Linked DNA regions of Homo sapiens: regions 1, 2, 4, 5 and 6 are each linked to region 3. Evidence: chromatin loops called from intact Hi-C (ENCODE). Cell type or tissue: PC-9. All regions are shown on one strand. Links, peaks and the distances in the headings refer to the core of each region. The heading gives the core; the rest is flanking DNA.

Region 1 (5,177 bases), core at 345-4,344, 270 kb before region 3:
AGAGGAAAGGAATATCAGAAACTACCTTCTCTTCCAGTGTGTCTCAAGTCCAGAGGAAGGTCCTTCAGAGACAGATAAGAAGAACTTAGGCTGAGGAGAGGAGGACAGTCAGGCTTCTAGCACTGTAGTTGAAGATGGTTCACTGGTAGTCAGTATTGAGTGGACCTGAAGTCGTTGGAAGGATCCAATGGGATCAGAAATAGAAGTGACTTCCTCACACGCTGAAGAAAATGAAAAAGTTCTGAAAGTGACCGAGAATGCCTTCAAATGCAGCAGTGGCACCACCCTTAAAAGACCATTACACCAAATCTTGACAGTTGAGCATGTTAATTTCCCACATTTATGATTAAAATATGTTTCCAAGGTTGGGCATGGTGGCTCACACCTGTAATCCCAACACTTTGGGAGGCCAAGGTGAGAGGATCACTTGAGCTCAGGAATTTGAGACCAACCAGCCTGGGCAACATGACACAACCTGTCTCTACAACAATACAAAAAATTAGTTGAGTGTGGTGGCGTGTGCCTGTAATCCTAGCTACTGGGATGGGGCTGAGGTGGGAGCATCGCTCGAGCCTAGGAGGTCAAGGCTGCAGTGAGCTGTGATAGCACCACTGTGTTCCAGCAGCCTGGTCAACAGAGCAAGACCCTGACTCTCTCTCTATATATATAAAAATATGTTTACAAATTTGCAGTTTGCCTAACCAGCAATTCCACTTGCAGGAATTTATGCCAAGAAATATTTGGACACATGTCCACATACAAAAATCTTTGTTGCAGAATTGTTTTTAGGTTGGTGTAAAAGTAATTGCGGTTTATAATAATGATGAGAAGTTGGAGAAAAAAATCTACATTTCCAACAATAAGAGATTGGTTAAATTACTGTACATTTATTGCTGGAAATTGTTGATAGTAACAGCAGTATATGTCATAATTTATGTAAAATGAGTATGTCCCTAGCTCATCATAGACAAATATTTGTTGAACACATGAAGAATAATTTCTAAAGAAAGAATATGAAGCTCTGCTAGTCCTGCCCTCCTCCTAACTCACCAGCTTTATCTAGCACACAACCACAGCCACGCTGAAGCCTCTTACTTCCTTCTGCTTACCGTGCTCCCTCTCGTTGCAGGGCCTTTGGATTTACTGTGTTGGGCACATCTTCCCTTCTGACTTCTCCAAATTAATTTCTGTGTGTTCGTTCTCATTTCAGTAGTCACTTCCTCGCAACAGTAGGATGAGAGACCTTCACAACCTGTTACAGATCTTATCTCCCTGTTACGCGTGTACCTCTCCTTTATAGCATTGATCCCAGTTATAGGTTCACATGTATTTGTATCATTACTTGATAAAGGTCTGTCTCCCCCAGTAGACTGTAAACTCCATGAGACAAGAGCTGTGTCTGTTTTTGCACATCATTATATCTCCAGCAAGAGCATGAAGCCCTTTATGTATTAGGTGCTCAGTAAATGTTATTTAATTAATGAATGGAATATGTGAAAATACTGATAATAGTATTATCTGTAGGCAGTGGTGTTGCTGGGTTTTTTTCTTATATGTGTATTTTATATGCATTTTCTAATAGGTAGACATTATATATATATATACTACATATGCATGAAAAAGTTGGGCCGGGCGCGGTGGCTCACACCTGTAATCCCAGCACTTTGGGAGGCTGAGGCAGGTGGATCACCTGAGGTCAGGAGTTCATGACCGGCCTGTCTAACATGGCAAAACCCCATCTCTACTAAAAATACAAAAAATTAGCTGGACGTGGTGTCAGGCGCCTGTAATCTCAGCTACTTGGGAGGCTGAGGCAGGAGAATCGCTTGAACCCGGGAGGTGGAGGTTGCAGTGAGCCGAGATTGTGCCATTGTACTCCAGCCTGGGCGACAGAGTGAGACTCTGTCTCAAAAAAAAAAAAAAGTTATAGAAATAAACACATATTTATTGATGAAACCACTTATGTCAAAGCATGGTAGACTCTGGGAGATCACAAATAAGCAGGAACACTTCTACAGTGCTACGGGCTGTGCATTCTTCTGAGTAGTATTTCACATATTATAACTCATTTCCTCCTCACAATAATCCTGCTCAGTAGCATCTTCATCCTTATTTACAGACGAGGAATCTGAGGCACAGGGAGGTTAAGTAACTTGCATGAGGATACCTGGCTAGTAAAGTGGCAAGACCTGGGTTCAAATACAGGCAATTTAATTCTAGCATCTGTGCCTTTAACCACTGCACTCCATCATCCAGTCTCTGTTCTGGCTGTCACTGCAGTATGACTGGACTAGAATACATGAAACAGAATAATTTTTAAGTAATATGTGACTCACTCCTAAATTAGCCAATAGGGAGGGCAACCTGGTGAAGAGCAAAGTCAGTGATGGGGAGGCTTCAGGTGTGTTCACAGGCCCTGAGGGGAATGACTGGCTGGAGGGTGAGTAATACAGGGGATGAGTAATAGGAAGGAGGAGGAAATAGGTTGTCTGAATACTCTGGTGACAAATAACAGATCTTGAGAGTTTTTATATTTGTTCTGGTAAATAGTGATTGTCTAAAGGATTCAGCATGCTTTGCTGGGAAGCAGCATCTGTGAAATGGAGTCTGACTGCCTATAATGGATGTAAGATAAATGTAAAATATCCCAAGATTCTTGTAGCAATATGTTAAGCCTCACGAATTTGCTCACAGGAAGTAGAAAAGGCGTCACTTATCAAAGGACTTTTTTTGTGGAAAGTCTAGTTTCACTGAACCAAAGTTCCACCAGCTTTAACATAACAGCACCTCTGTGGCAGCATTTCCACTGCTAAAAACTTCCAAGAGATTCTCACCTCCATCATTGATGCCTACACATCTCATCTGTGAGATCCTCTAGTTATGCTCCAATTCAGAGGAATTCAAGGGCCAACCTTCAAACTATTGTCCTATTTACTCTTTTCTCTGCCCTTTGGGTCTTCCTGATTTCCTTTACCTTCCACTCAGCAGGTTAAAAAAACAGTGCAATTCCAGTGTGGGTTGGGCATAGGGATGGGCATCCTGACTTCAAAGAATTCACTCTAGGAAGGGAGATTGGAACACGTATCAGTTATGGGTGCAAGGAACATAAAGTACAAAGAGCCGGCCTGATGGCAGTACCAAAGGGATTCAATTATCTTCTGTTGGTTTTTCTCTAGCTTTTATTCTTAAAATCTCATTTCCTATTATTCTTTTAAAAAATTATCTTAGTCTTTCTTTATTTCCACTCCTTTTCAGCTCTTCCCAAAATTATATTACTCAAAGTGAAAATAAACTAAGTTAACTGTGTTACTGTGTTAACTGCTGTATAAACCCGATAGCTGCTAGAGTAAACCAAAGGATAGTCAAGAAACCAACTAACACAGGTTTCCAGACACACCACTGAGCCTTCCAAACCTTATTTATTTATTTATTTATTTATTTTTATTTTTTGAGATAAGGTCTCACTCTGTCACCCAGGCTGGAGTGCAGTGGCATCATCTTGGCTCACTGCAACCTTCGTCTCCTGGGTTCAAGCAATTCTCATGCCTCAGCCTCCCGAGTAGCCGGGATTACAGGCATCTGCCACCATGCCCAGCTAATTTTTTGTATTTTCAGTAGAGACAGGGTTTCACTATGTTGGCCAGGCTGGTCTCGAACTCCTGACCTCAAGGGACCCGCCCATCTCGGCCTCCCAAAGTGCTGGGATTACAGGCGTGAACCACTGTGCCGGGTCCAAACCTCATTTCTTAATATGATAATAACAATGCCCCCTTATAGGCATATGTTACTTGGCTCTTTTGCTCCTTGTTTTTCTTTGTTTTTTTTTTTAGGGTCGTTGCTTTTGTGTATACACATATATGCACACGGCAGGAAATTTTCATTATAAAGAATCTCTGTGTACATAGATTAAACCACATGCAGGTCATGTCCTTCACTCCGTATATATGTTGACACTCAGATTTCATATTATTTTATTTCATTTTTTGAGACAGGGTCTTGATCTGTCACCCAGGCTGGAGTGCAGTGGCGCGATCACGGCTCACTGCAGCCTCAAACTCTCAGGCTCAAGCGATCCTCCCACCTCAGCCTCTCAAATAGCTGGGACTAATTTTTGTTTTGTTTTGTTTTGTTTTTTTGTAGAGACCGGGTCTTACTAAGTTGCCCAGGCTGGCCTCAAACTCCTGGGCTCAAGTAATCCTCCTGCCTCAGCTTCCCAAAGTGCTAGGATTACAGGCATGAGCCACCTTGCCTGGCAGATTTCATATTATTTATTTATTTTTTATTTTGTTATTTTTTTAGATGGAGTCTTAGTCTGTTGCCCAGACTGGAGTGCAGTGACTCGATCTCAGCTCACTGCAACCCTCTGCCTCCCAGGTTCAAGCAATTCTCCTGCCTCAGCCTCCTGAGTAGCTGGGACTACAGGTGCCTGCCACCAGGCCTGGCTAATTTTTGTATTTTTAGTAGAAACGGGGTTTTACCATGTTGGCCAGGCTGGTCTAGAACTCCTGGCCTCAAGTGATCCACCCGCCTCGGCCTCCCAAAGTGCTGGAATTACAGGTGTGAGCCACCATGCCTGGCCAAATTTCATACTTTTAAAATGATGTCTGAGGAAGTGTTATTATCCTTATACTACAGTACAAGCATTTTAGTAACATTTCAACTTTCTTGGAGATCTTTATCTCCTCTGCATATTGGCAGCCGGTGTCTGGAATGCCGGCCAGAGGATTCAACATGACACCTCTAGCAAGCTGGGAATGTGATCCGTGGTGGAGGTGGGGAGGCTATCTTCCTTGGTTTGTTTCTTTGATCTTTAAAGAGATGATAAAATTTCTCCTAGGCACTACTGCAATCTCCCACTACAAATAATAGTTAATGTTATGGAGTGATTTTTACATGTCAGGCACTGTGTTACGTGGATCAACTTATTTAATTCTCACAACACGATAATGTAGGTATATTAATATTTCCTTTTTGGAGATGAAGAAATAGACATATAGAAGTTAAATAACTTGGCCAGGCATGGTGGCTCATGCCTGTAATCCCAGCATTTTGGGAGGGTGAGGCGGGCAGATCACCTGAGGTCAGGAGTTCAAGACCAGCCTGGCCAACGTGGTGAAACCCCGTCTCTACTAATAATACAAAAAAATTAGCCGGGCATGATAGCAGACGCCTGTAAT
Region 2 (5,177 bases), core at 453-4,452, 230 kb before region 3:
AGTGAGGAGAAGCAGCAGAGCGGCCACTGTGGTGCAATCGATCAGGAGGGAGGAGGAAACTCTGGAGTTTGACAGGACACAGGATGCGGGGCCCTGGGCTGGCTCTGAGCTCACCAGGGGCTTCTATGTCCTGACAGTGGAGGCTTCCTCACTTCCATGCACCCTGGTGACAGACCCATCTCCTGAGTGTCAGGCCTCTGAGCCCAAGCTAAGCCATCGTATCCCCAGTGACCTGCATGTATACATCCAGATGACCTGAAGCAACTGAAGATCCACAGAAGTGAAAATAGCCTTAACTGATGACATTCCACCATTGTGATTTGTTACTGCCCCACCCTAACTGATCACTGTACTCTGTAATCTCCCCGACCCTTAAGAAGGTTCTTTGTAATTCTCCCCACCCTTGAGAATGTACTTTGTGAGATCCACCCTCTGCCTGCAAACCATTGCTCCAAACTCCACCACCTATCCCAAAACCTCTAAGAACTAATGATAATCCACCACCCTTTGCTGACTCCTTTTTCGGACTCAGCCCGCCTGCACCCAGGTGAAATAAATGGCCATGTTGCTAACACAAAGCCTGTTTGGTGGTCTTTTCACACGGACACGTGAAACACTGAGGTGACCTGCTGCATCTTCGCCCCTTGAAATGGAAGGAGCCTAACGGGCCCTGTGATCTTTCTTTGTTTTCTTTTCTTTTTTTTTTTTTTCTGAGACAGAGTCTCGCTCTGTTGCCCAGGCTGGAGTGCAGCGATGTGATCTCACTCACTGCAGCCTCCGCCTCCGGGGTTCAAGTGATTCTCCTCCCTCAGCCTCCCAAGTAGCTGGGATTACAGGTGCCCGCCACCATGCCCAGCTTATTTTCGTATTTTTTAGTAGAGACGGAGTTTCACCACGTTGGCCAGGCTGGTCACGATTTCCTGACCTCGTGATCCGCCTGCCTCAGCCTGCCAAAGTGCTGGGATTACAGGCGTGAGCCAACACGCCCAGCCGAGCCCTGTGATATTTCTCCAGATTTGTGCGGGGCACCTCCCTCCTGCTAGCTTCCTGCACGTGTGCATGCGTGCGTATTTGTGTGTGTTTGGTGTCAGAATTCGGATCTTCACCTTCTTCAGGAAGGAGGAGCCTTTTCTCAGAACTGCTCTGTGGCAGTTGTCCACTTCTGGGGGTGATTCTGCCATTCTCTCTGCCAGATGGTGACATTTGGGAATGTCTGGGGGTGGGTTCTAGCGTCTAGTGGGCAGAGGCCAGGGATGCCACTAAGCGGTGCACCAGCCAGCGCCACACCGAAGAATGACCCAGCCCCACATGTCAGTAGTGTCTCGGTCCAGAACCCCTGCCCTGTGGGGAGCAGTTCCGCATGGGTTAGTTCCTCCAGGAGTTAGCCTGCAAGATGGAGGCACACTTGTCCCAGGTCCCCCATTGCTTTGTGTGAGTCATCGGTGGTCGGACAGGATTCCGGTCCTGTAGACCGGATTGTAGAAGGCATCCGAGGATGGGGAATGAGTGATGGACCTCACCGGCACATGGGTGCTGGGACTGTGGCTGTGCTTGGTGGCTGTGCTGCTGCAGGTGCCGTGCCGCTCCTGGCAGGCACAGGGCCTTACTTCTCATGTCACAGGTGTCACAAATGGTGTGGCCTGCAGGAGTGACCTGGCCAAGGCCCTGCCGCTTGTCAGATCTGGGGCCAGGATCAGGCCCTGAGTCCAGAAACGAAGGAGTCACCTTGAGAAGGGCTTGTAAATGGTAAAAACTGTGGCCTTGTAGCTGTCGAGGCTGCGGTGGGAACACGGAGAATTACGTTGTCTTTGTGAGAGCATCATGTTGATAACAGTGACATGTATTGAGTGCTTACCTGCAGCCAGGGCTATTTACATTAGCATGCCTTTTAATCCTTACAAGGCCACCCGGGCGCGGTGGCTCACGCCTGTCATCCCAGCACTTTGGGAGGCTGAGGTGGGCGGATCACGAGGTCAGAAGATCGAGACCATCCTGGCTAACAAGGTGAAACCCCATCTCTACTAAAAATACAAAAATTAGCCGGGCGTGGTGGCGGGCACCTGTAGTCCCAGCTACTCGGGAGGCTGAGGCAGGAGAATGGCATGAACCCAGGAGGCGAAGCTTGAAGTGAGCCAAGATTGTGCCACTGCACTCCAGCCTGGGCAACCGAGTGAGACTCCGTCTCAAAATAAATAAATAAAATTAAATTAAAAAAATAAAAAAATAAATCCTTACAAGGCCTCCGTGAGGTTGATGTCATTATCATCTCCTTTTTACAGATGGAGAAACTGAAGTTAAGTACTTAGCCACGGTCATATGGCCTGCCAGTCAGTGGCAGGTGGCAGGGCTGGGGGCTGAACCCAAGTGTTCTGACCCCAGAGTCCAAGATCCTCAGCACCAGTCTGGTTATCATTCTGAATACTAACACTAAATCATGAAACATTTCCCAGCTAATCCCGAAAGGAAATTCATGGCCGGGGGCTTTTGTCTGCATACCCCTTACCACCTGGCACTGTAACTGCTGGCCTGTGCATCGGCCTCTTCTGGAAGCTGGGCATGTTGCCTTCTTCTGCACAATGGTCACAGCCTGGCACATTTTTGATGTGTTTAAGCAGTTTGGCTCCCAAGTCTGTGCTCTCAACTACTACCTAAACAGAGTGCTTTTTAAAAATAGCAGAAGCAGGACAAACCATTTCTGGGGATGTACTCTAAATAAGGCCTGGAAATTCAATTTATAGCCCGTGCACTAAAACAGGATTCCACATGATACAGAGGACAGCCTCTTCCGCCTGCACCTCCAGCCCTTCCTTCTTCCAAGGCCCTGCCAGGGCTGCGGGTTGGAGCGTTGCCACCTTTCAGCCACAGGAATTCGGCTCCTTCTGGAATCTAACTTTCACTTTTCTGCCTGCTCTGCAGGGCTTGGATGAAGGGGAGGCAAGGCAGGGATGGGTGGGGGGGATGTTTAAATCTGAGGTGGTGCAAGTTCAGGGTGAGCACTGGAGAGTGAGTGTCGGTTACCTTTTGCACCCCCGAGACTTGCTGGCCTTACCCTATTCTCGACCTTCCTAAATGCTAAGCAAGCACGTCATTGTGTGCTCCGGAGTCCCCAAGGCTCCCCATTCCCTGCAGAATGAGGCAGGACTGCAAGTCATTGACATGGTTAGGGAAGGAGGAAGAAAAAGCGGAAGGAGGGAGAGACAAGTGCAGGAGCCGAATCTCGCAGGGACAGGTGCGTCCAGAACCGCCGTGGGGCACAAAACTGCTTTGTGGTGACTGGACCTGCCTACATGTCCCTGGTGGCCAGAAACACTGCCCAGCACTGCCCCATGAAGTGTTCCTATGCGTCCGCTGGGTCTGCTCCCATTGGCTCAGGTCATCTGAGCAGCTGTGCTCTGTGTAGCTAGAGAATCCACCTGCACCTCTGGCTTCAAACTAGTCTTCCTGGCCTCAACTAACCTCGCCTCTCCTTGACCTCAACTAGCTCCTCCTTAGCCTCAAATAGCCCACCTGGCCTCATCTAGTTCCTCCTGGCCTCAGTTATCCATGCCTTAGCCTGATCTATCTCCCTGCTCTTCATGGCTTTTCACAGCCTTGACTTGCCCCCTGGATGGCCTGCCTTGTTTATGAATTTGTGCTCTTGCCTTTACCTCTGCTTTGGACGTTCCTGCATCCCCAAAGCTCTTCTATTTGCTTCTTTTCCGATGCTGTGCACGGTGCCCTCCCTCACTGCCTTGTCTCGAAGGATGAGGGAACGGGATAACACTCACTGAACCCCTACAGCAGGGCCAGGCGCCGAGCCAGGGGCTTTGCAGAGATGAGCTCAGTGAATCTTCGACAACCACACCAGGTAGCCTTCTTTCCATTGTACAGATGAGGAGATTGAGGCTCAGAAAAGCTAAGAAACCTGTGCAAGATTATAGTTTTAGGAAATAAAAGACATTTAAGCCCCATTCTATCTGTTCCCATAGTCCAGGATCCCTCCCACCCATGGCCTACCTCAATAGAAGCACTGACCCCCAAGGCCCAGTGCACGCCATCAACATGTGTGGCCAAGTGCATGGAGGAAGAGCATGAGCTGGGTATGCCTGCTGTGAGATTAGTCACTGGTAAGCCTAGTGGTTCGGTCTGCTGTGACCTGAGAGAGAACTCACCAGTGCAGGCCAGCCAGCCCGTCAGAAAATAACAAGAAACTAGATTGCCTATACCTAGACTCAACCTCCCAGTGCGTTCCCTGGGTGGTTCAGATTTCCCAAAATGGGACCTTCGTGGGTGGCAGTGTCTGTGGGGGTGAGAACACACATTTGCATTATAAAGGGTCTCTGTCAGAGTGAAGGCTGGGAGCTGAGTTTGCTGCCTTGCAGAAAGCTTCTGGGCCTTCCCATAGCTGGGTCTCCATGGAAATTTGTTTGCCAAGAGAAAGGAGCTATTTTAAGGACATGCAAAGATGAGAACCTGGTAGGCTGGAACCAGGGAAGGTAGCTGTGGGAGAGAGCTTTTCTGAATGACTCACTAATTTCTCTCCTATCCGGGTGGGGAAAATGGTGTGGAAAAAGAATGGAAATGCAGGAAGGAGGAGGAGCCCGTGGCTGACTCTGTCCCTGCAGGTGGCACTGGCTGCAGGCGCTGCCCTCCAGGCTGCGGGGGGGTGGGGGGGGGGCTGCGGTGGAGGCACTGGGAAGAGCGCTGCTAGAGACTGTCCATCATGAGGGTAACACCTTCCTGTCGGCACAAACTCTGCTGCTCTCAACCAGCCTTCATAGCATCAAGCAGAGAAGGAAAAAAATTACCTCTGAAAAGGAACAGTGACTGTAGCAGCATCTGCAATCTCAGGGGGCGGTGAAATTCATCCTAGGAATGGAGCACTTTGATGAGAGCTGGCTAATTGACCTGCCTTCTTGATTAGGGAGCCTGGTGTAGGTGAATTACTTGGAGGTGAATTATGTAGGTGATAAGGAGGTGGGGATGTCTGGGTTCCCCCTCTGCCAGAAGGGGGAACCTGGGTGTTTGGAATGCCTAGAATTGTCAGGAAAGGAGAGACAGGAGAGAGACCTGGTCAAGGTGGAACCCAGATGATCACGGCAGCAAAAAGCCTAGGGAGAAAGTGGTCCGGGACCTCTCGGGGTGGGTGCAGGGTAGAGAGATGGAAAAGGCAAGGATGAAAATTCTTGCATTCCACA
Region 3 (5,177 bases), core at 478-4,477:
CAGGGAGAAAAAAGGCCCAAGGCTGCCGGGCGCAGTGGCTCAAGCCTGTAATCCCAGCACTTTGGGAGGCTGAGGCGGGCGGATCACCTGAGGTCAGGAGTTCGAGACCAGCCTGACTAACATGGTGAAACACTGTCTCTACTAAAAATACAAAAATTAGCCAGATGTGGTAGCGGGCACCTATAATCCCAGCTATGCAGGTGGCAGAGGCAGGAGAATCGCTTGAACCCGGGAGGTGGAGGTTGCAGTTAGCTGAGATCGTGCCACTGCACTCCAGCTTGGGTGACAAGAGCAAAATTCTGTCTCAAAAAAAAGGCCCAAGACAAACCTGTGCTTCCTACCTGGGAAGAGGCTAACGTACCAATTCAAGGACCAGGAAGGAATGTGGAAATGATGTAGGTGATCTGGGATCAGCCAGTCCCTCTCTTAGGGGTGCTGGGGGCACCTTTTGCCTCAATAAGCCCCATCTTCCTGCCCCCTTGATGGTAGGTTCAAGCCCTTCTTGTCACAGGAAAGGTGCCACCATGCTGTCCCCCTGTCTCAGGCCACACTTCCTGGCCACCTGCCCCACCTGGACCCTAACACACCCCACAATCTCCACGGATGCCCTGTGTCCCCTCCTTGGAGAGATTGATGATGTTTCAGTGTCACCTGCTGGGCAGCAGCTGCCCTTGTGCTCCAGGCATGGGGCTGCCCATGCCTCCTGCTGGGCTGAAGCTGAAATCCAAGGTCCCAGCTCCAAGGACCAGTGAAGCTCCCCCAGTCCCAGTCACCCAGGGCTGTGGCCTCCCCTGTGACCTGCTCCTCACCAGTACCTCCCCTGCAATGGGCTCTGCCACTTCCCTCTCCCTTGTAGTCCTTTTTTCCCTCTGGTGGCCCCTGCGAGCTCCAAGGAGGCCAGGCCTGTCTCACTGAGCTGTCCCCAGCACCTAGAGGGGCCTGTTCCCGAGCAGGTGTATAAACACCCAGTGGGTTCACCTTGCCTACTGCCTAGACAGAGCCAATTTATTAAGACAGGGGAATTGCAATGGAGAAATAGTAATTCACGCAGAGCCAGCTGTGCGGGAGATGGGAGTTTTATTATTACTCAAATCAGTCTCCCCAAGCATTCGGGGATTGGAGTTTTTAAGGATAATTTGGCAGGTAGGGTCTCGGGAAGTGGGGAGTACTGATTGATCAGGTTGGAGATGGAATCATAGGGATTGAAGTGAGGTTTGCTTGCTGTCTTCTGTTCCTGGGTGGGGTGGCAGAACTGGTTGAGCCAGATTACCACGGTCTGGGTGGTGTCAGCTGATCCATCCAGTGCAGGGCCTGCAAAACATCTCAAGCGCTGATCTTAGGTTTTACAATAGTGATGTTATCCCCAGGAGCAACGTGGGGAGGGTCAGACTCTTGGAGTCAGAGGCTGCAGGACCCCTAAACCGTAATTTCTACTCGTGTAGCTAATTTGTTAGTCCTGCAAAGGCAGACTGGTCCCCAGGCAAGAAAGGGGTCTTTTCGGGAAAGGGCTATTAGCAATTTTGTTTCAGAGTCAAACCGTGAACTGAATTCCTTCCTATAGTTTGGCCTATGCCCAGGAATGAACAAGGACAGCTTAAAGGTTAGAAGCAAGGTGGAGTTGGTTAGGTCTGATTTCTTTCACTGTCACAATTTCCTCAGTTATACTTTTTGCAAAGGCAATTCCAGGTGCTTGGGAGGCCCTCGGCCCTGGGGAGGAGACATCCTCCTTTCTCTTGTTTTCCACCTTCTCCTACCCTTACCCCTCCATTCCCCTAGTTGAGAGGCAGAAGACGATAGCGAGAGATGGCAGGGCTCCAGCTGCCCCTTCCCTACTGGTGCCAGTCCTTCTCCAGATCAGGACTCCTGCTTGCCTCTGACCTGCGCAGGCACTCCATGTGCCCTAGACCTGGCCAAAGCAAGGGCCGCTGCTCTCGCCCAGGCAGCTTCTCCCTCATGCACCTGCTGAGGATGCCCTGGTGGCGGTGTTCCCCTAGGACTTTGCCTGAGGGGGCTCTAGGGACTAGCAAATGAGAATGCTCTGCGAGCTGTCTGACTCATGCCTGTAATCCCAACACTCTGGGAGGCTGAGGTGGGTGGATCACTTGAGGTCAGGAGTTTGAGACCAGCTTGGCCAACATGGTGAAACCCTGCCTCTATTTAAAAAGAAAAACGTAGCCAGGCACGGTGATAGGCACCTATAATCCCAGCTACTTGGGAAACTGAGGCAGAAGAATCATTTGAACCCAGGAGGCAGAGGTTGCAGTGAGCTGAGATCGCGCCACTGCACGCCAGCCTAGGCGACAGAGCAAGACTCTGTCAAAAAAAAAAGAAAAGAAAAAAGAAATGCAGTCTCAGCCCCCACCCAGGACCTCCTGAGTCAGAATCTGTGATTTAACGAGAGCCCCGGATGATGTCTGCACTTGGATGAGATCCAGTCTAGAAACTTCACCTCTCCACACCCACCTTGCTCCTCCCCACATGCCCTGTGCCTTCCTCCCCTGCAGTAGCTGGTGATTGCTACAGCTGAGCCTGCAGCCAGCTCCCCACAACTCCCCACCTCCTTGTCCCCTTGTGTCCTGACCTCCCAGGACACTGATTCACACACTGATTCATGCAGCCCAGTGCTGGGAGGTGTAACAGCCACCTCAGCTCCTGGGCCTGAAGCTGCACAACTAACACAGAGACAGCCAAATAGAGCCCCCTCCTGGCTCTGATCCTTCCAGGCCTGACTTCAGCCCACAGTTACAACAGCATCTTTTGACCACATCACAGGTCCCCCCAACAAATGAGTCAGATAGCTGTAGTGTGACCCCTGCCGCACCATTTGCCAGCCATGCGACCTTGGCCAGATTATCACAGCTCTGAGAGTGGCAGCTGCCTCATCTATAAAGTGGAGTAATTATCACATTGACTCATGCGGAAGTTGCGAGGCTTGGCTAAGGTAACTCATCCGTTCATCTATTGCTGTAAAAAAAAAAAAAAGATGTTTACAGAGTGTTGTTGTGTGGCCGGCATCAGGAACAACAGAGACCCAAACAGACCAAGTCCTGTCCTGAGGAAGCTTATTAAGGAGGGAATGTGGACAGACATAGAATGAAGACGTGAGTCCCATGCCAGCAGGTGCTCAGGGGGTGTGAATGAATGAATGAATGCAAGTGCACCATGAGCTGCACCCTCCCTCAATCACAAAGCTATCCCCAGGCTCCCCCACCCTGAAGTTACCATGGAATAGAAAGACATGGGTCTAAAGCCACAGAGGAACTTAAGGGAACATCAGAAGATTGGGGTGGGGGAAGCTTCTGGGTTTTCTGGCAGTTAATCGTTATAGACGAATCAAAGCAATTATAAAAAGATTCCAGACGCAGAGCACATTTGCTTAAAATAGTCTATAATTGCAGCAGAATTAGAATAGTTTTACAGATAGTTTTACAATCTCTTCCTGTGTGTGTGTGTGTGTGTGTGTGTGTGTGTGTGTGTGTAAAATCATCTCAAAGGTGGTAAGATCTGGGAATACTTCTTCTCAGGGTTTCAGAGCCTCCTCATTTCAGGGAGGACAATCCCCCTGACTCTTAATGTACCATGAACATCCCTCTAAGGACCCTCTGAGCCTCCCTGGATCACCAAATTTGAGAGCTAGAAGTCAAGAATACCCACCCACCCCATGTTTTCTGGACAGGAAACTGAGGCCCTGACTTGCCTGATGTTAAGCCTGTGATTACAAGCAGCTGGAAATGGAGATTCGAACCCAGGTCCCCTGACTCCTGGCCCAGTGCCCTTGGTGGTATATGGTGTGGGCGTCGTTGCATCCCTGGCACCGCACAGTAAATGCTGGTGATCAGCACTGACACAGGCAACGTCGACAGAGCAGCGAACACAGCACAATAGGCTACAGAAGCCAGACACCCAGCCTGGGCAGCATGGCAAAACCCATCCCTACAAAAAATACAAGTATTAGGCGGGCGCCTGTGCTCCCAGCTATTCAAGGGGCTGAGGTGGGAAGATGGCTTGAGCCCATGAGGTCGAGGCTGCAGTGAGCCACGGATGAGCCTCTACTGCACCACTGCTCTCCAGCAAGGGCGACAGACTGCCAGCTCCACCTACACAACAGAAAAGGGCAAACCAAGACTCTAATTGGTGGTTGCCGGGGCTGGGGGCGGGGCAGTTACTGACCTCCGCAGGCACAAGGGGACTTTTCCCTGTTGAGGGAGCTGTTCTGTATCTTGGTGGTGGTGGTGGTTACATGCACTGAATGTGTTTGTCAAAACTAATAAAAAGAGTAAATTATACCGCAAGTTATTTTTGTTTCGTTTTGTCTTGTTTTTGAGATGGAGTCTCGCTCTGTCGCCCAGGCTGGAATGCAGTGGCGCAATCTCGGCTCACTGCAACCTATGCCTTCCCGTTTCAAGCGATTCTCCTGCCTCAGCATCCGGAGTAGCTGGGATTACAGGCGCCCACCACCACGCCCAGCTAATATTTTTTTTCTTTTAGTAGAGACTGGTTTTCACCATGTTGGCCAGGCTGGTCTTGAACTCCTGACCTCAAATGATCCCCCCCCTCAGCCTGTGCTGGGATTACAGACGTGAGCCACCATGCCCAGCCCCTCAAGTTTTTAAGATACAGCCTAAAATAATGACGATACTGATAGTAATAATAACCTTGAAAGCCAAAAAAAAAAAAAGTTCATGTTAGGATCACAACACAGAGGCCCCGGGGGTCCCCTTGTCAGAGCCGGAAGATGCCTGTTAGCAACTCAGTCCAGTGTCGGTTAGGGATTTCTGTCCACAAACTTTTCTCCTGGGAGATTCCTCAACCCAACACCGCAAAACCAGTGTGCTCTGACCCCAACCTGGCTTCACTCCTGCTTCCCAGACCAGGAGTGGCATTCCGCCAGGCACCCAGGCCCACAACAAACAGGGGGCCAGCTCCCTTGTCCGCTGCTCTCAAAACCACCACAAGTCACTGACCTGCAATTCCTCCCATTCCTCCCTGCAGCTCTGACCTGTCCAGGTACTCACCTGTGTGCCATCCCCCTCAGGACGTGCTCTATGTCCCCCACCACCCCGCCTGTGCCTCCTGCTCGGGGCCTGCCAGGCCCTCTGGCCACCAGCAGGGTTTGCTGGGTGAGCTCCTCGGTCCAGCAGTCAGAGGCCTCCACAGACTGGCACCAAAACACAATG
Region 4 (5,177 bases), core at 781-4,780, 120 kb after region 3:
GACAGTCTCCATAATCAAACTGTCTTGTCTGGGATGTTTTTAAATCTCTGAATTTAAACAAATCAACCAACAAAACTGGAGCTGGGCATGGTGGCACACACCTGTAGTCCTAGATATTTAGGAGGCTGAGGCGGGAGGATCACTTGAGCCCAGGGGCTCGAGACCAGTGTGGGCAACATCACAAGACCCTATCTCCAAAAAAGCCAACCAAACAAAAAACCGGAAGCAGAGAGGGTACAAAACAAATACTTCAAAACTCAGGAATAGTTAGGAGAATTTGGAAATAAGTTCATAGAATGGGATGAGAAAACGGTGGCTCTAAGTGAAAGGGTGAGCAAATGAGAATATGAAAGAGAGTAGCATTGAGAGAGACAGAAACAAACATTCCCAGGGAAGAGTGTTTCTTTCTACTAAGTGGGAAATTCCTCAGATAGAAGCAAGTCTCCTTGGTTAAGCAAATGGATGTTCCATGACCAAAATGACTTTGTTCCCCCTAATCTGCCCATTCCACTCCCAATTTTTAAAAATTTATTTTCATTTTTCCTGAATACACACACAGAGTCTAGTTGGGAAGGTGTGGGCAAGCTCTGGAGGGGTGTGTTCAGAGTGGGTGTGTCTGCGGTATGAGGGCAGGAGCTGATCCACATGTTAGCAGAAAGGGAGAGTCAAAAAGAGAAAAGATATTTGGTCAAACTTACCGACATCTGCCTTGACCTCTACATTCTCAAATACAGAACCAGCCAGTGCTACGTGGTCTGGCAGAGAAAGAAGCCATGGCTGCCTCCATGTCTTGGGTGCTTGGAGCTTTTCCATGGTACCAAGAGGAACAGTTTAGTGCAGAACTCAGCCTCCATAAAGGTGAGTACAAGAGGTGCACTCAGATAGAATACAATCAGATTTTATTTAAGTTCTTTTTTATTTTCCTCCACACTGGCAAAAGTTCCGAGGGAGCCTAAAGTTTTGTAAACATTTTAACTATCCCTCTTACCCACCCCCAACTTTTGAATTTACAAAGCAAAGGAGAGTAGGAGCCCCAACTTTTAATGGTTTCCTCTCCCCTCATGCTATTTGATCCAAAAACTATATACAATTTTGTAGCAGTCTCTGTATAGTTATTACACATGTTTAGAAGGGAGGGAGGCAAGAAGGGATAGGGAGAATGGTGATCCAAAATAATAAAAATAGAAGCCAAATATAATACTCCAAACCCAAACTGCTCTCAGAGCAACTCCAGCCTTCTTCAGGCAACAATGACAGGCAGCAAAGGTGCTTTTCCAGGGGCTGCCCAGACCACAGCACCTCTCGCACAGGCACAGCTGCCCAATGACTCCAACCCAGTGTGAGTGGCAATTCCAGGTGATGTTCTGTAGGGGTTTGGTGGAGGCAGGAAAAGTATTTGTTTATAAATAGGGCTTGAGTACATTTCTACTTGAAGTTTAAGGTTTTAGGAGGCCATGACCAGAAGCCAGGCCAGGCTTCCTGCTCCCATTTTCGCCCATCCCCTCCAGCCCACTGCATCCTCCTGTATAGTAGATTCCATGGATGAAGGTCTTAAAGATGGACAGGTTCTGTATGTTCTCTTTTCAGAAAAGGCAAACAACTTGCCATCCCAGAATCTTTACACAAAACCTTTTCCGGGCTACAGCAAGACACACACGCAATGCTCTGAGGACCAGATGAAATTCCAGGCTTTTATCAGAAGCAAAAGTTTATCCCTATCCAAAAATGAAATTATACAAATTCATACATATGGTAAAGATTCTAGCTGCCTCTTAAACGAGACAAATTTTCAGCAGAAGGGCCCAAAACAAAATGGTCCTAGTCCTCTGAAGTAAAAATATTTATGGGAAAAATCAGTTTTTGTAAGAAAGAAAAATTAAGAATAGTCTCTCTCCCAGGCCATAGAGCTTCCTTTGTCCAATCAGGTTGGAGCATGCCAGGGGAGATCAGCTTGCTCAGAAGTCACTATCTAACGAAGAAAAACATAAATCCTTTCAGAGAAAGGACACTCAGAAAGAACAGGTGAGGAGTGTGTAACATCAAACCAAACCAACCTCATCTCAACCCCACTCAGGGCCTCTCTGATGCAATCCCAAAGTTAGCAGTGGCAATGCAACTTTCAGACCGGGAGAGCTCTGACTGCCTGTTGGATACTCGAGTCACAGTCCATGGGGTGTTTTGTTATTGGCCAATGTCTGTTAACCATTAACTCTCTTCATGATTGCACCAGTTAGACCATTTGCCCTGATGGGGGGAAAAAGAAGAAGAAAAAACAAAATAGAAGAAAAAAAGTGACAAGAGAAAGCAAGCTGCTAATGGCCGATCCCAACACACTTTCTGGGAGACAGTAGATGAAATCACAGCACAGTGAACACATGCTGCCTAAAATCAGCCTTGTTGGGGAGTAATCCCAACTGCCACCCCCAAGACACAGGGTCCAGTCCACTTATCTATAGTCTGAGATGTTCACCAACAAAAATGGATTAAAGAATCTTGGACACAAAGGGCCAGAAGAAAAAGCCTGAGATGATCGGTTCTGTGATTTGTTGCAGAGTGATAAAGAGTAAATGGTGAGTAAGTGTTGTGTCCAAAGGTGGAGACTCCATAGTCGGCAGACAGGAGAGGGATGGCCAGTCCACTGGCAGGTGCTCAGTAGTCATCCAACGTCTCGATTTCACCCATGTTGAGTCGCTCCGATGATGCATTGACTGAAAATCCTGCAGAAAAAAAACTGGCTATGAGTGACCACACCCAGGCAACCAAGCGGCTCAAATTCTAGGCGGTGAGCTGGAATGTAAGTCTGTGTTTGTTTGTTTGTGAGACAGGGTTTCACTCTGTCACCCAGGCTGGAGTGCAGTGGCGTGATCTCGGCTCACAGCAAGCTCCACCTCCTGGGTTCAAGAGATTCTCATGCCGTAGACTCCCAAGTAGCTGGATTACAGACACATGCCACCATGCCCGTCTCATTTTTTTTGTATTTTTAGTAGAGATAGGGTTTCACCATGTTGGCCAGTCTGGTCTTGAACTCCTGACCTCAAATGATCCGCCCGCCTCGGCCTCCCAAATTGCTGGGATTACAGGCGTCAGCCAACGTGCCTGGCCAGTCTTTTGTTTTTGAGCATACCATAGAAGTATTACAGGGAGACAAAGATAAAGGTCACAGCAGTAGCTTTCTGTTCTTCCAATGAGAGAGATTTTTTATTTTCTTAAGGTTCTGATATAACCTAATTAGGAAGGAAAATAAAACAAAATAGCATCACCAATTAAAAAGAACTGCAGGCCGGGTGTGGTGGCTCATGCCTTAATCTCAGCACTTTGGGAGGCCAAGGCAGGCGGATCATGAGGTCAGGATATCGAGACCATCCTGGCTAACATAGTGAAACCTCGTCTCTACTAAAAATACAAAAAAACATTAGCTAGGTGTGGTGGTGGGCACCTGTAGTCCCAGCTACTCGGGAGGCTGAGGCAGAAGAATTGCTTGAACCTGGTCGAAGGAGCTTGCAGTGAGCCGAGATCGCGCCACTGCACTCCAGCCTGGGTGACAGAGCGAGACTCTGTCTCAAAAAAAAAACAAAACAAAAAAACCCCCTGCAAACCACTGCTTCAGAGAATCAGAGAAAAGAATGGGATGTGAGTGTGTATCAAGGACAGGCTGGGCTGGCCCTGGAGGAAAGTTCATGCAGGAGGTCTACCTTAAAAGAGATGGGGGTGGGCAGGGGGGTTACCATGGAGGGTTGTATACACTAAGTTCTTTGTAACTACTTGACCACATAACTTTGAAATCTGAGTGGGATTAATACCCCTTTAAACCTCAACCCACTTTAATGGGAATACTTCTTCCCACCAGTCAAAAACTTTATGAAAGTTCTGGCCCAGAGCTTTTGATACTCAGGGTAAGAGGCTCCATGGAAGACACACTATTAAGATCCTTAGAGTCCTCGCATATTCTCTTTCCCACAGTAGACAGAGCAAGAAGATTAAAGTACTCTAACTCGATCTACTGTAAATATATCTGCAAAGGAAAAGATTTCAGTTAGCAATGTTTGATTAACCAAAAGGGAATTTGGCTTAGAAAAAGCAGTACTAGCATACCCATTGAAGGCAATAAGCAGTACTCACAAACACAACTGACAGCTGAAAACCTAATGCTGGCTGGGCACACTGGAGGCCGAGGTGGGTGGATTACTTGAGGCCAGGAGTTAGAGACCAGACTGGCCAACATGGCAAAAACCTGTCGCTACTCAAAATACAAAACATTAGCTGGGCGTGGCGCTGCACGCCTGTAATCCCAGCTACTCGGGAAGCTGAGGCACAAGAATTGCTTGAACCCAGGAGGCAGAGATTTTAGTGAGCTGAGATAACATCACTGCACTCCAGCCTGGGCAACAGAGTGAGACCTTGTCTCAAAAAAAAAAAAAAAAAAAAAAAAGAAAGAAAAAGAAAAAAAGAAAACCTAATGCCGAATGCCCAATGGTCACATGTATGTAATTTTTCCAAAACTTCTATAATTGGAGGTTGATAAAAATGATGAACAATGCCTCTTTAAACTGAGTGACTCCCCAAAAATGTTCCAGTTCTTCTACCTTGAATAAAATCCCAAACTGTTTTAGTTATTTGAATACCAAAAAGTAAACAGGCAATGTCCTTATTCTAAAAGCAGTTCTGTTAATATTAGCTGGGTTTTCTGCAGCCTCTTGTTTTTTCATGTTCAAGTTTTCAAATAAATACACATTTGAAATGTAACAGTAATAAACAAAAATGCCTTACATAAAATACCTTAATTAACTGACTCAAAAATATCATGATTCAAAAAAATAAACATGCCTATTTATTAACCAAAAAAGCTGTGGTACCAACTGCTTACAAGACCAAATATAGGGAGAGGCTAGGATTCCAAACCCCATCCTGAGTTTGACCCCATCAACTGTGTTCCAATAACCCACAAGTCTTTTTCTTCCCCCTTGAAAATAGTGACAGCCTTAGTGTTTATATATATATACATATATATGTATTTTTAAAGACAAGGTCTCACTCTGTCGCCCAGGCTGGAGTGCAGTGGTGTGATCTTGGCTCACTGCAACTTCCACCTCCCAGGCTGAAGCGATCCTCCCACCTCAGCCTCCCCAGTAGCTGGGACTATAAGCGGGTGCCACCACACCCAAGTAATTCTTGTAATT
Region 5 (5,177 bases), core at 801-4,800, 72 kb before region 3:
AAAAGCAGGAGCCAGCACCTTATTCACAGTTTGTTAAGAAGGATGGATGCTCTCCTGTGTCCTGAGAATCTACCCTGCCCACATCGGCCCCTCTCAAATCAAAGGCCAAGGTCGCTTACTGAGATGGTGGAAGAGGAAGTCAAGTCCCAGCCCCTGACTAGGATGAAGGGAGACCGTCCCACTGGAGACGTCTGGCAGAGCTGGAGCACTCCCAAACTAGCAGATTATGATCCCTTATTGTCTGCCAGAAAAGAATTTCTTCCCTCCCAGCTCTCTCTCTCCCCACCCAGCCTTCTCTCTCTCTCTCTCTCTCTCTCTCTCTCTCTCTCTCTCTCTCTCTCTCTTCTCTCTCTCTCTCTGTCCATCCCTCTCTCTCCACAGTTGTTTTTGGAGCTCTGTCAAGATACCAGGCTCCACCAGCCTGCCTTTCCTTTTCCAGTTCCATTTCTGCTACCGGCATCTTGACGTTTCCAGATCCACCCAGGCCCCTGCAGGCACAAATTTCATTCAGATTTGCAGAGCTAGTGGCCACAGTCCTCTGAATTCCTGACAGATTTTGCCAGAGACCATCCATCTATGTGGCCCCACGGCTTCCTGGGGCTTGGTGCATCCCCAACAATGGGAAGGCAACATCTCAAATCATGGCACCCTCCACCCCTTCCCTGTTCTGCTCCTCTGATAAGCTCCATTTTAGTGCTGCAAATCAGACTCTGAATTAGACACACAGGAACAAGGCTGGGATCCAAATCTCAGCTTTACCATGACTATGTAGCATCTCTGGATTGGTTTGCATCTCTGTAAAGGGATAGTGACACCCTGTTGAAGAATGTCTGTGAAATTATGTAATGTGTCTGGCACCAGGTAGGTCCTCACGATGAGGCGGGTCTCCCAGGCGGCCCCCTGACCAGCTCCTGAAGGGCAGAGCTTCGGTGGGCTCCTGGGGGCTCCAGCGGGCAGCTGGCATCAGTGACCTTCGCCACCGGTTTAACCCAATTCTAGAAGAGAACTCTTTACCTGCGACTACAAAGAACCTGAACGGGTCCGGGTCTGCGCCTTGTGACTCCCGGCCACCAGGTGGCGCTGCACTCTGGCCTCCCCCTGGGACCAGAGCCGGGAACATCGCTGACAGGCACAGGGGCGATCCCCAAGGAGTCCAAGGGCCCATGGAGTCCATAATTGTGCTAAAGGACATCTGTGAATACCGAAGGCCTGGCAGCGAGCATCTCCTGTTTCACTGAAGATGCCGGAAAATCAAATGAGCTTGAAAGAAAACAAGGAGAATTAGGATTGACTTTGGGAAGAATTGGGTAAGAGGAAACCATGTCCAAAAAGCCAACATATGTCTCTTGTCAAGATTCTTAAGGACAGAGGGAAATATTCGTAATACAACGTTTAGTGAAAAAACAAATCAAGGCCGGGTGCAGTGTCTCACACCTGTAATCCCAGGACTTTGGGAGGCCAAGGTGAACAGATCTCCAGAAGTCAGGAGTTCAAGAACAGCCTGGCCAACCTAGCAAAACCCTACTAAAAATCCAAAAATTAGCCAGGTATGGTGACAGGCACCCGAAGTCCCAGCTACTTGGGAGGCTGAGGAAGGAGACTCGCTTGAATCCAGGTGGCGGAGGTTGCAGCGAGCTGAGATCGCACCACTGCACTCCAGCCTGTGCGACAGAGTGAGACTCCATCTCAAAACAAACAAACAAATCAAGAAACCAAATGGGAATACATTACGATTCCAACTATGGAAAAAGCTCTATCCTGGAAAGACACTGGAGGTGAACAGGGTTGAGTTAGGCGGCATATCCACGAGCAATTTTTTTTCTTCCATCTACTTTTCCAGCTTTCCTTTACTGCCCACATAAAAAAATTAAATAAAAAGAGAACTCCAGATCAAGGTAGTGTGTGTAAAATCCTGCTGGAAGCATTTTGTTTTGTGTGGATGGCTGGTTGTATCCTGGGAGACTCTTCCCCCATCATTCCTCTCAGGATTCCTAAGAAAGAGACCAACTTTTCTCTCCTTAACCTTTTTTTTTTTTTACATTGAAAAGTAACATGTGCACATAGTAACATGTTATTTAACATGCTCAAAAGGGTTTACAATAAAAAGTAAGTTTTCCTGCCAGCCCAGACCCCAGATCCATTTCTCCAGGGCCAGTGTCTTGTGCAGTCTTTCAGTGTTTTCTATGCATATACAACCCGATTTTTGCAGGGCCCCCTTTTTTAAATACTCTATTATGTGTCTTTCATTTTTCACTTCAGATTTCTGGACATTTCGTGGAGCTAGTTTATATCTACCACATTCTTTTAAACATACCTACTATTCTATATCATAACATGGTGCATTTTACCAGTTTCCTCTCCCTGGACACATAGATTCCAGGGTTTTTTTGGTTTTGTTTTTGTTTTTGAGATGGGGTCTGGCTCAGCTGCCCAGGCTGGAGTGCAGTGGTGAGATCTTGGCTCACTGTAACCTCCGCCTCCCAGGCTCAAGCGATTCTCGTACCTCAGCCTCCTGAGTAGCTGGGACTACAGGCATGTGCCACCATGCCCAGCTATTTTTTGTATTTTTAGTAGAGATGGGGTTTCATCATGTTGGCCAGGCTGGTCTCAAACTCCTGACCTCAAGGGATCCGCCCACCTCAGCCTCCCAAAGATTCCAGTTTTTAGTTAGTCTATCTGCAAGAAAAATCCCTAGAAGAGGAATGAGCGTTCAACGGTTGTGTGCATTTTTAGTTTTGATTAGTTATGCCGTATTGTCTTCCAAAGTGGTTGCACCAATTTACATACCTACTGTTGGTGATAACTGGGGTTTAATATTTTCTAAAACTCAGAGGGGCAATTCTGGAGTGTCCTACTTTAAGAAAGTGACATGGATGAAAATCCTACTTATGAAACAGGTTTTTAAAAAACAAGCCCTGGGGACTTTTATTTCAAAGGAATTCTTGACTTTCATTACAATATTGATTTAAGAATGAGCTCTCTCCTTGCGTTTGAACTTTTAGGAAAATGTATAAATACATTCCCTTTCTAGAAAGCTGTCTAGATCTGTTTCTTGCACTGAACATGAAGGGGCCAAGCCCATGGCCTCTTGGTAGCTTTGTTGCAGTTAAGCCTACACCTGGATGTGAAGCAAGGCAGGCCTGCGATCCCCACCCCCACCACTGCGATTGCCCCACCCCACCCCTATGGAGTGTCCTTGTTGCCACAGCAACCACCCCTTTCCTGGCTCTCCGCCCCCAGAGTCAGATTTTACAAATTCTAGGAACAGCAACTCTCAGCAACACTCCCCTGAGCCAGACCCTGAGCCCAGCCATCGCCAGCGTCCGCCGGTCTACCACGGCCACCACGCCCCAGGCCCCGGAGCCTCCTCCAACCTCCGTTCTGGCCTCGAGCACTTCCCAGGCATGAATCATGACCGCCTCCCTTGGCAGGCCCACTACCATGCTTCCTAAATGCAGTTCCTGCCAACAGCCACTCTTTCCGTGGCAATTACGTGGCAGCTTCTTCCCAGCTCCACGTTCTGTTCCTCTTCCTCTCTGCTTCTTCAGCCAGTAGTTCTCTGAACTAATGTGCCAAAACAAACAAACAAACAAACAAAAACACCCCACCTGGTTGGTCCCAGCTTCATTTCCATCAGAATCTGCTTCCCAGCATGGTCTTCCTCCTGCCCCCTCCTCCTACTTGGCCGGACTGGGTCTCAGGAAGCCCCAGGTTTTCTTGACTGCATCCTCGCCAGCTCCTAAAACTATGGGGAAACATCTCTGAAATGGCTCCCCACTCTTGCCCTTCCAGCAACTATCCCTGCCACCACCCCTACCCGGAAGCATCACCTCTTCCCTGGACCATTCCAGCCTTGCAGGCTACCCGAAGCAGGTGTCTTTCTCTGATGCTCCGCCACTCCGTGGCATATCAGCACTCCTTTATCTCCCCCACTCTGCCCCGCCCCCGCCCTAGCCTGCACAACCTGCCTGCTCTTCTCTTAGAGCCTTTTCCTATCACGACTTGCACTATTTTGTGTGCACCTCTCTTCTCCTCTCATTAGATTCTCACCTCTGGGAAAATGCAGATCTGTCTTGTTCATTGCACGCTGCAGCAGCATCCGGCTCATGCTGCCAGGCAGTACGCACCTGTCTTTGTCAGCTTAGGCTGCCATAACTAAGTACCATAGACTGGATGGCTTCAGCAACAGGCATTTATCTTTCATAAGTCTGGAGGCTGGAAGCCCAAGATCAAAGTGCCAGCATGGTCATGCTCTGAGGAGGGCTCTCGTCCTGACTTGCAGGTGGCCGCCTTCTCACCTTGTCCTCCTGTGGCCTTCCCTCCTCTCCTCCTTTTTTTCTATGGCCACCAACCCTGTCAGGTTAGGACTCCATCCTTGTGACCTCATTTAACTTTAATTACCTCCTAAAAGCCCAATCTCCAAATACAGTTACACTGGGGGTCAGGGTTTCAGTATATGAATTTCAGGGGGCGGGACATAACTCCCCTAAAGTACCCAGTACCAGTCCATAGCAGTACCCAATAAACATGTGTTGAATTAATAAAAATGGCCAATATCTATCTACCAGCTAACCACGTGGAAGCACTGCTATGCTCTCTACACGAGTTGCCTCGCTCAATCCTCATGGACAACCCACAAAGGGAAATCCTATTATTATGTCTATTTTACTGGCAGGGAAATTGAGACCAGAGAGGTTAAATAATTTGCCTGCAAGTTAGTGGCAGACCTGAGAATCTAGCTTACATCTGCTTGATCCCAAAACCTCTGTATACGCTACACACCTTAAGTTAAATGAGCTGGAACTTCTGCGCTGGGCTCTGCAATGCATAGGGCCTAGAGCCTCCGGCCTGCTCACCTATACTCTCCCCTGCATCCTCTCCTGTCTGGAAGCCTCCTGGCCTCCCACTGTTACTTTTACACAGACCATTATTGGAATTAGCACAGATAAAGAAATTACTGGGTCTAAGCCCAAGGGGCTGGTCCCCAGCACACAGAAGTGTCAGATGACCATTTTCAGGGTCCTTGGAGATGCGTGTGGCATGGACATTTAGAGGAAATTCCCTCTGGAACAGAAGCATGGGTCTCATCCTACCTTCTAGGTTTTTACTGTGAACTCAAAGATGGCTTGATGAAGCTGGGTGCAGTGGCTCATGCCTGTAATCCCAACACTTTGGGA
Region 6 (5,177 bases), core at 383-4,382, 89 kb after region 3:
TGTGAGACCCCTGGGCTTCTGCTGCGGCACTTCTTTTTTATTTTTTTTGAGACAGAGTTTCACTCTTTTTGCCCAGGCTGTAGTGCAATGGTGCGATCTCAACTCATGGCAACCTCCGCCTCCTGGGTTCGAGCGATTCTCCTGCCTCAACCTCCCGAGTAGCTGGGATTACAGGCGTCCACCACCACACTCGGCTAATTTTTTGTATTTTTAGTAGAGACAGGGTTTCACCATGTTGGCCAGGCTGGTCTCGAACTCCTGACCTCAGGTGATCCGCCCGCCTCGGCCTCCCAAAGTGCTGGGATTACAGGCGTGAGCCACTGCGCCTGGCCCTGCCACGGCACTTCTGTCTTATGTATTTGTATTTTACTGTGGAAAATTCCAAACATGCAGAGGTAGATGTCCATGTGCGCTGCTCACCAGCGTCAGCAGTGGTCAGCCCAGGGGCCAGTCCCTACCCCCCAGGGGACCCTTCTGAAGCAGATCCCCATGGTCATCTATTTTATCCTCAAACACATCAGCACATACCTGAAAGATAAGGTCTCTTGGTGCTCCCAGCACCATCAGCCCCGTGAAAACACAGTCATTCTTCAAGATGACCAAATACACCACCAGTGCTCGGTGCCCCTGCCGATGGATCTTGTCGGCCTGTACGCTCACCGTGCACACTGCTATGTCCAATGTCCAAGTCAGGCTCGCATGCTGCCCTTGGTGAGACAATTCCCCACCCTACCCCCCGGGCACCCTCCGCCTCAAGCCGCTGCCTCTCGTAGGTTCCTCCTGGAGCTGGAGCACCGGATGGAGGAGAACATCGTCATCTCTGACGTGTGTGACATTGTGTACCGTTATGCGGCCGACCACTTCTCTGTCTACATCACCTACGTCAGCAATCAGACCTACCAGGAGCGGACCTATAAGCAGCTGCTGTGAGTGTATCCGGCAAGGGGCTCAGGGGCAGGGGGAGGTGCCCGGGGCAGCCATACCAGTGCTGGCCCAGGCTCCTTACACGGTGACACTTCATGGTCCTTTACCTCTGCGTTCCCAAGGTCCACATGAGCCACCGGAGTTGGCCAGGGATACTGGTGACAGTGTCCCAACCCAGCACGTTCTAGGGTGTATTGGTGTCACTAGAGAAACATTAGCCCAGCCAGACCCCAAGAGAATCAGCGTAGCATCCACTGGACCTGGATCCAATGGCTGAGCAGAGCACTGTGCAGTTAGAAAAGAGAGCTTGAGGTCAAGTGAGGTCATGTGGACAATTCAAAGCCCAGGACATCAGAGACGGGGCTTGAACTAGCGACAAGGGCAGGGACAGGATGGGAAGGAGCCTCGGTGGGGCTCCTCCAGCAGCGCCGGGGCATTGATTGCTAATCTGCCCATTTTGTAAACTTTCTCTGAGGTTTAGTTGACAAGGTAATTTTCCAGCCAGCGTGCCTCTTCTGAATTCTGCGCACTGAGGTTCGCACTTCAGTGCCTGGGGTTAGCCAGGGAGGCCGTCTTGGCTCCGCACAGAAGCACCCAGGGAGTTTTCCAGTTGTGGCGTCTGCACATTGCGCCTCACTGGCTTTTCCACCAAGACATGGAGTTCATGGTGCACGTTTCAAGCCTGAGTCTTTGGGCATTTGGATGTTTTAACAGTTGGTGAAGGAAAATTGGAATTGGAGGGAATGAGGATGCAATTTTTGAGGATAAACATTGAGAAGGCAAGCATGTGGCAGATTAGGAATCATTCACAGCACCCAAGAGCCTGCCGCTGTGGCCCCCGCCAGGCCGTGTGAGCACAGAGGCTGAGTGACAGGCTGAGCACCTGTCCCTGCCGTCCCTGCTGTCCCTGCTGTCCCTGCCGTCCCTGCCATCCCTGCTGACATGCATGGGGCCGAGCTCACCTCCAGCTCTCCCAGCCCTCATCAGCGCTGTGGCCCAGCCCACCGCTGAGCCCACCTGTCAGAAATAGTGCAGGCTGTCCTGGTGGTGTCTCTAGCCTGCTGCCCGTTCCTGTCACTACGTGGGTTTACCTTGCCACAGTTTCCCGCTGGGTGAAATCATCTAATTGTGCATCTGATTCACAGACTTGGCCACACAAGGAATCCTTATCCTCCCACACACAGCAGCATATTGTGCCAAGTCTTCAAGGCCAGGCATGTGAAGCCACTATTGTTATTTGACTTTTACGTGAACAGTCTATTTTCCTTTTGAAAAAAAACAAAGAAAGAAATCAACATGTTTTCTGAGCCCGTGGGTCGTCTGGATCCTGGGAGGCTGTGGATGGGGAGGAGGAGTCTCCAGTTCATGCCTCCTGCAGCTCAGAGACCTACTCCACCTGTCTGTGTCCCCAGCCAGGAGAAGGCAGCTTTCCGGGAGCTGATCGCGCAGCTAGAGCTCGACCCCAAGTGCAGGGGGCTGCCCTTCTCCTCCTTCCTCATCCTGCCTTTCCAGAGGATCACACGCCTCAAGCTGTTGGTCCAGGTACAGCCTCCTCCACCTGACCCACAGACGGGGCTTCCCAGGCTTTGCTGTGGTCATTCCCGGGCCCTGTCAGCTTTCTAGGAGGTCTACTGGTTCAACAGATACTAAGCTCCTCCCATGTGTGCCAAGCACGTTCCTGGGCAGTGAGGATGCAGCGCCTGCTCCCAGGGAGCCCATCGCAGAGGGGAGAGACCGAACCATGCACAGCCAGGAAGTGGGCATGGCCCTGGGGACAGCCAAATGGGCCGACACGACAGGGGTGGCTGGCTGGCCACTGCCAGTTGCAGCGATGGGGGCGGGTCAGGAAAGACACGTGACGTGTAAGCTGAGACCTGGCTGACAGGGAGGAGCTGGTGGGGGCAGGTAGAGGAAAGAACATTCCACGCAGAGGGAACCGCTTGTGCAAAGGCCCCAAGACTGCAAGGTTCATGGACAGAAAGGCCAGCAGCGATCTCGGGAACATGACGGGGACGGGAGTGGGTGTGGAGATGGGGACAGAGGCAGTTCCAGGGAAGACATTGGGTCCTGTCCTCAGTGTGATGGGAGTCACCTGATCGGACCCACTTTTAGGAGCTGGCCCTGGCTGCTCCAGAGGGTGACGGAAACGGGGAAGGGGTTACACTGGCCTGTGGGGCTGGGTCGGGGAGTGGGGGCCCGGCAGGGATGTCAGGGAATTGAAATCAGTGACTTGCTGAGAGAAGGACTGAGAGTGATTCCTCGGCTTTTACCTTGAGCAGTTTGGGGGTGTGCAGCCGTTGCTGAGATGGGGACGTCTTGGGGCGGGGAGGGCTCAGGATTCAGGGCAGGATGAACTGAGTTTGAGATGACTTTGGACAGTTCAGTGTCAGAGGTCAGAGTTAAAGGGAGAAGTTGGGCAGGACTCGCTGGCATCAAGGTGGTAATTAACCGAAGAGGCCGCCAAGGAAGGAGAGAAAGGTGCCTGAGACCAAACTCAGGGACGCAGCCAGGCCTGGGAAGGAGCAGCGGTGAGGGAGGTGGAAACCCACAGAGCTGGAGGCATGGGAGACTCAGGGGGATGGGGCTTCCAGAAAAGGGAGGCTCCAGCCAGGCCCAGAGGCAGGCCCAAGACCCCCTCCACCTGACAGGCCCAGTGAGGCAGGACAGAGACCCCCTCCACCTGACAGGCCCAGTGAGGCAGGACAGAGACCCCCTCCACCTGACAGACCCAGAATCAGGACTGAGACTCCCTCCGCCTGACAACCCCAGTGAGACAGGACAGAGACCCCCTTTGCCTGACAACCCAGTGAGGCAGGACCGAGACCCCCTCCACCTGACAGGCCCAGTGAGGCAGGACAGAGACCCCCTCTGCCTGACAGATGCTGGGGCCCTGTCTACTGATGCCCTGGGCAGAGGGAGCCATTGGCAGCTGGGCTGGTGAAGTGGACGGTATAGAGTGCAGCTGTGGCCCTGAGGAGCATGAGCTGAGGGGGACCTGGGAGCCACAGGTAGCAGAGGTCAGAGGTCAGACAGGTGAGAGGCCAAAGACCTAGGGGCAGCTACTCCAGAAAGAGCAGAATTACAGAGAGGAGGCCTGACCCAGGAGGAAAGGGTTTGGGAGCATGAGGCCAAGGAAGCAGTTGTCAGGAGAAGCCCCTGGCCCAGGGCTAATGGAGATACGAACGTGAGGGCAAAGCCGGGATGGCGACCCCAAACCGGAAGACACCTGTGATGAACGCAGTTCCGTGGGAAATATTTTTTTAACTTGGAAAAAGTGAAACAGAAGACAGTAACATTTCCTAATTATGCAGTGAAAAATATTTTAGGACATTTTATAGGGAAAGTGCATATATGAATATATTAAAACCTTAGCTTCTATAAGATGAAAACCAACAGTAAGATTAAAAGCAATGGAAATGCAGTGATTAGGAAATGGTGGAATGGGGACAGCTGGGGTGGGCACTCAGGGAAGGGCTCAGAGAAAGGGGTGGCGGGTCAGGGACCATTCCAGAGAGAACGGCAAGTCTCCACATCAGGCAGCATGCTGGGGACACACCGAGTGGAGGCTGGCGTGGGAGAGCACGTGCCAGGCTAAGGAACCCATACTGCCCTCCATCTGAGGCCACCAATGCCACCTGGTCAGATGCAGCTTTTATGCCTGTGAGAAAAGATGGCGTCTAAACCGTGCTGTTCAGCAGGGATTTGGAAGTAGGGGGACAGTTAATGACAGGCATGGTGGCCACATACAGGATGGAAAAAGCAGGAAGGTGGCTGTGGGTCTCGAAGGTCTCTGGCTTGGCTGCCAGGCAGAGGCGGGCAGGTGACCACAGGAGAGGCCTGGGCTGCTGTCAGGGGAGACATCTGTGCTGCCGTGGCACCCAGCAGCCGGGAGGACAGGTGGTTGGTGCCCAGATGCACCCAGCCTACTTACAGGACAAAAGCCAGTCAGAAAACGTGGGCATGGTGGGGACCGCTAAGAGGAAACCATGTGGAGTTTATAGAGCAATGTCAAAATCGTAATTTACAGGTGAAAGCAGTATGGGCATAATTTTTTGTTAACTGAAGAAAATTGAACAGTTGGAGAAGAGACTCTTTCTTACACTTTCATGGAGAAGACCAAAGTTAACAAAGTTTCGGGGCCAAATGACAGTCCCAGGGAGGAGAGGGAAGCCCTTGGTCCCCCTACCCCTGTCCCGTAAGCATTTAGCTCCCCTTGGGGACAGAGCTGACCCTAAGCGTGACAGTCCTCACTG

Evidence for each region. A loop is a pair of places that touch in the nucleus more often than their neighbours do. Peaks named below come from ENCODE experiments on the same cell type or tissue, not always from the same donor. Only the 100,000 strongest peaks of a DNase experiment are listed, where the experiment ranks them.
Region 1: it touches region 3 in a loop (8-fold over the local background); 10 of 110 quality-filtered maps call a loop at or near these places.
Region 2: a loop joins it to region 3, with 8 times the contacts of the local background. A loop is called at or near these places in 2 of 110 quality-filtered maps.
Region 4: it touches region 3 in a loop (6-fold over the local background); 3 of 110 quality-filtered maps call a loop at or near these places.
Region 5: a loop joins it to region 3, with 10 times the contacts of the local background. A loop is called at or near these places in 5 of 110 quality-filtered maps.
Region 6: it touches region 3 in a loop (5-fold over the local background); 3 of 110 quality-filtered maps call a loop at or near these places.

Annotation. Positions count from the first base shown.
Region 1 is chr2:233,245,147-233,250,323 of GRCh38, reverse strand. No RefSeq gene overlaps it. Among named protein-coding and RNA genes, the nearest start is that of ATG16L1, 3.9 kb to the left of the region's middle. RefSeq lists an enhancer at 1,844-3,043. In PC-9, for the core only: no CTCF peak of the experiment used is centred there; DNase peaks (open chromatin) are centred at 2,413 and 2,983; H3K4me3 peaks cover 530 bases; H3K27ac peaks cover 4,000 bases.
Region 2 is chr2:233,209,054-233,214,230 of GRCh38, reverse strand. No RefSeq gene overlaps it. Among named protein-coding and RNA genes, the nearest start is that of ATG16L1, 40 kb to the left of the region's middle. In PC-9, for the core only: no CTCF peak of the experiment used is centred there; a DNase peak (open chromatin) is centred at 2,830; H3K27ac peaks cover 1,336 bases.
Region 3 is chr2:232,977,660-232,982,836 of GRCh38, reverse strand. All of the region lies in intron 1 of NGEF (neuronal guanine nucleotide exchange factor), which reads left to right. Among named protein-coding and RNA genes, the nearest start is that of NGEF, 33 kb to the left of the region's middle. In PC-9, for the core only: CTCF peaks have their summits at 609 (motif pointing left), 811 and 2,640; DNase peaks (open chromatin) are centred at 1,266, 2,006 and 2,726; H3K4me3 peaks cover 1,641 bases; H3K27ac peaks cover 3,431 bases.
Region 4 is chr2:232,854,333-232,859,509 of GRCh38, reverse strand. GIGYF2 (GRB10 interacting GYF protein 2) reads right to left here. Exons shown (of 29, transcript NM_001103146.3): 29 at 1-2,717. The coding sequence ends at 2,650. Among named protein-coding and RNA genes, the nearest start is that of SNORC, 13 kb to the left of the region's middle. In PC-9, for the core only: no CTCF peak of the experiment used is centred there; a DNase peak (open chromatin) is centred at 2,739; H3K4me3 peaks cover 349 bases; H3K27ac peaks cover 3,302 bases.
Region 5 is chr2:233,050,026-233,055,202 of GRCh38, reverse strand. No RefSeq gene overlaps it. Among named protein-coding and RNA genes, the nearest start is that of INPP5D, 7.7 kb to the left of the region's middle. RefSeq lists a silencer at 996-1,155. In PC-9, for the core only: CTCF peaks have their summits at 868 and 1,068 (motif pointing right); no DNase peak of the experiment used is centred there.
Region 6 is chr2:232,888,647-232,893,823 of GRCh38, reverse strand. It overlaps NGEF (neuronal guanine nucleotide exchange factor), which reads left to right. Exons shown (of 15, transcript NM_019850.3): 7 at 774-926; 8 at 2,337-2,466. Among named protein-coding and RNA genes, the nearest start is that of SNORC, 21 kb to the right of the region's middle. RefSeq lists enhancers at 1,332-1,940, 1,941-2,550. In PC-9, for the core only: no CTCF peak of the experiment used is centred there; a DNase peak (open chromatin) is centred at 2,673.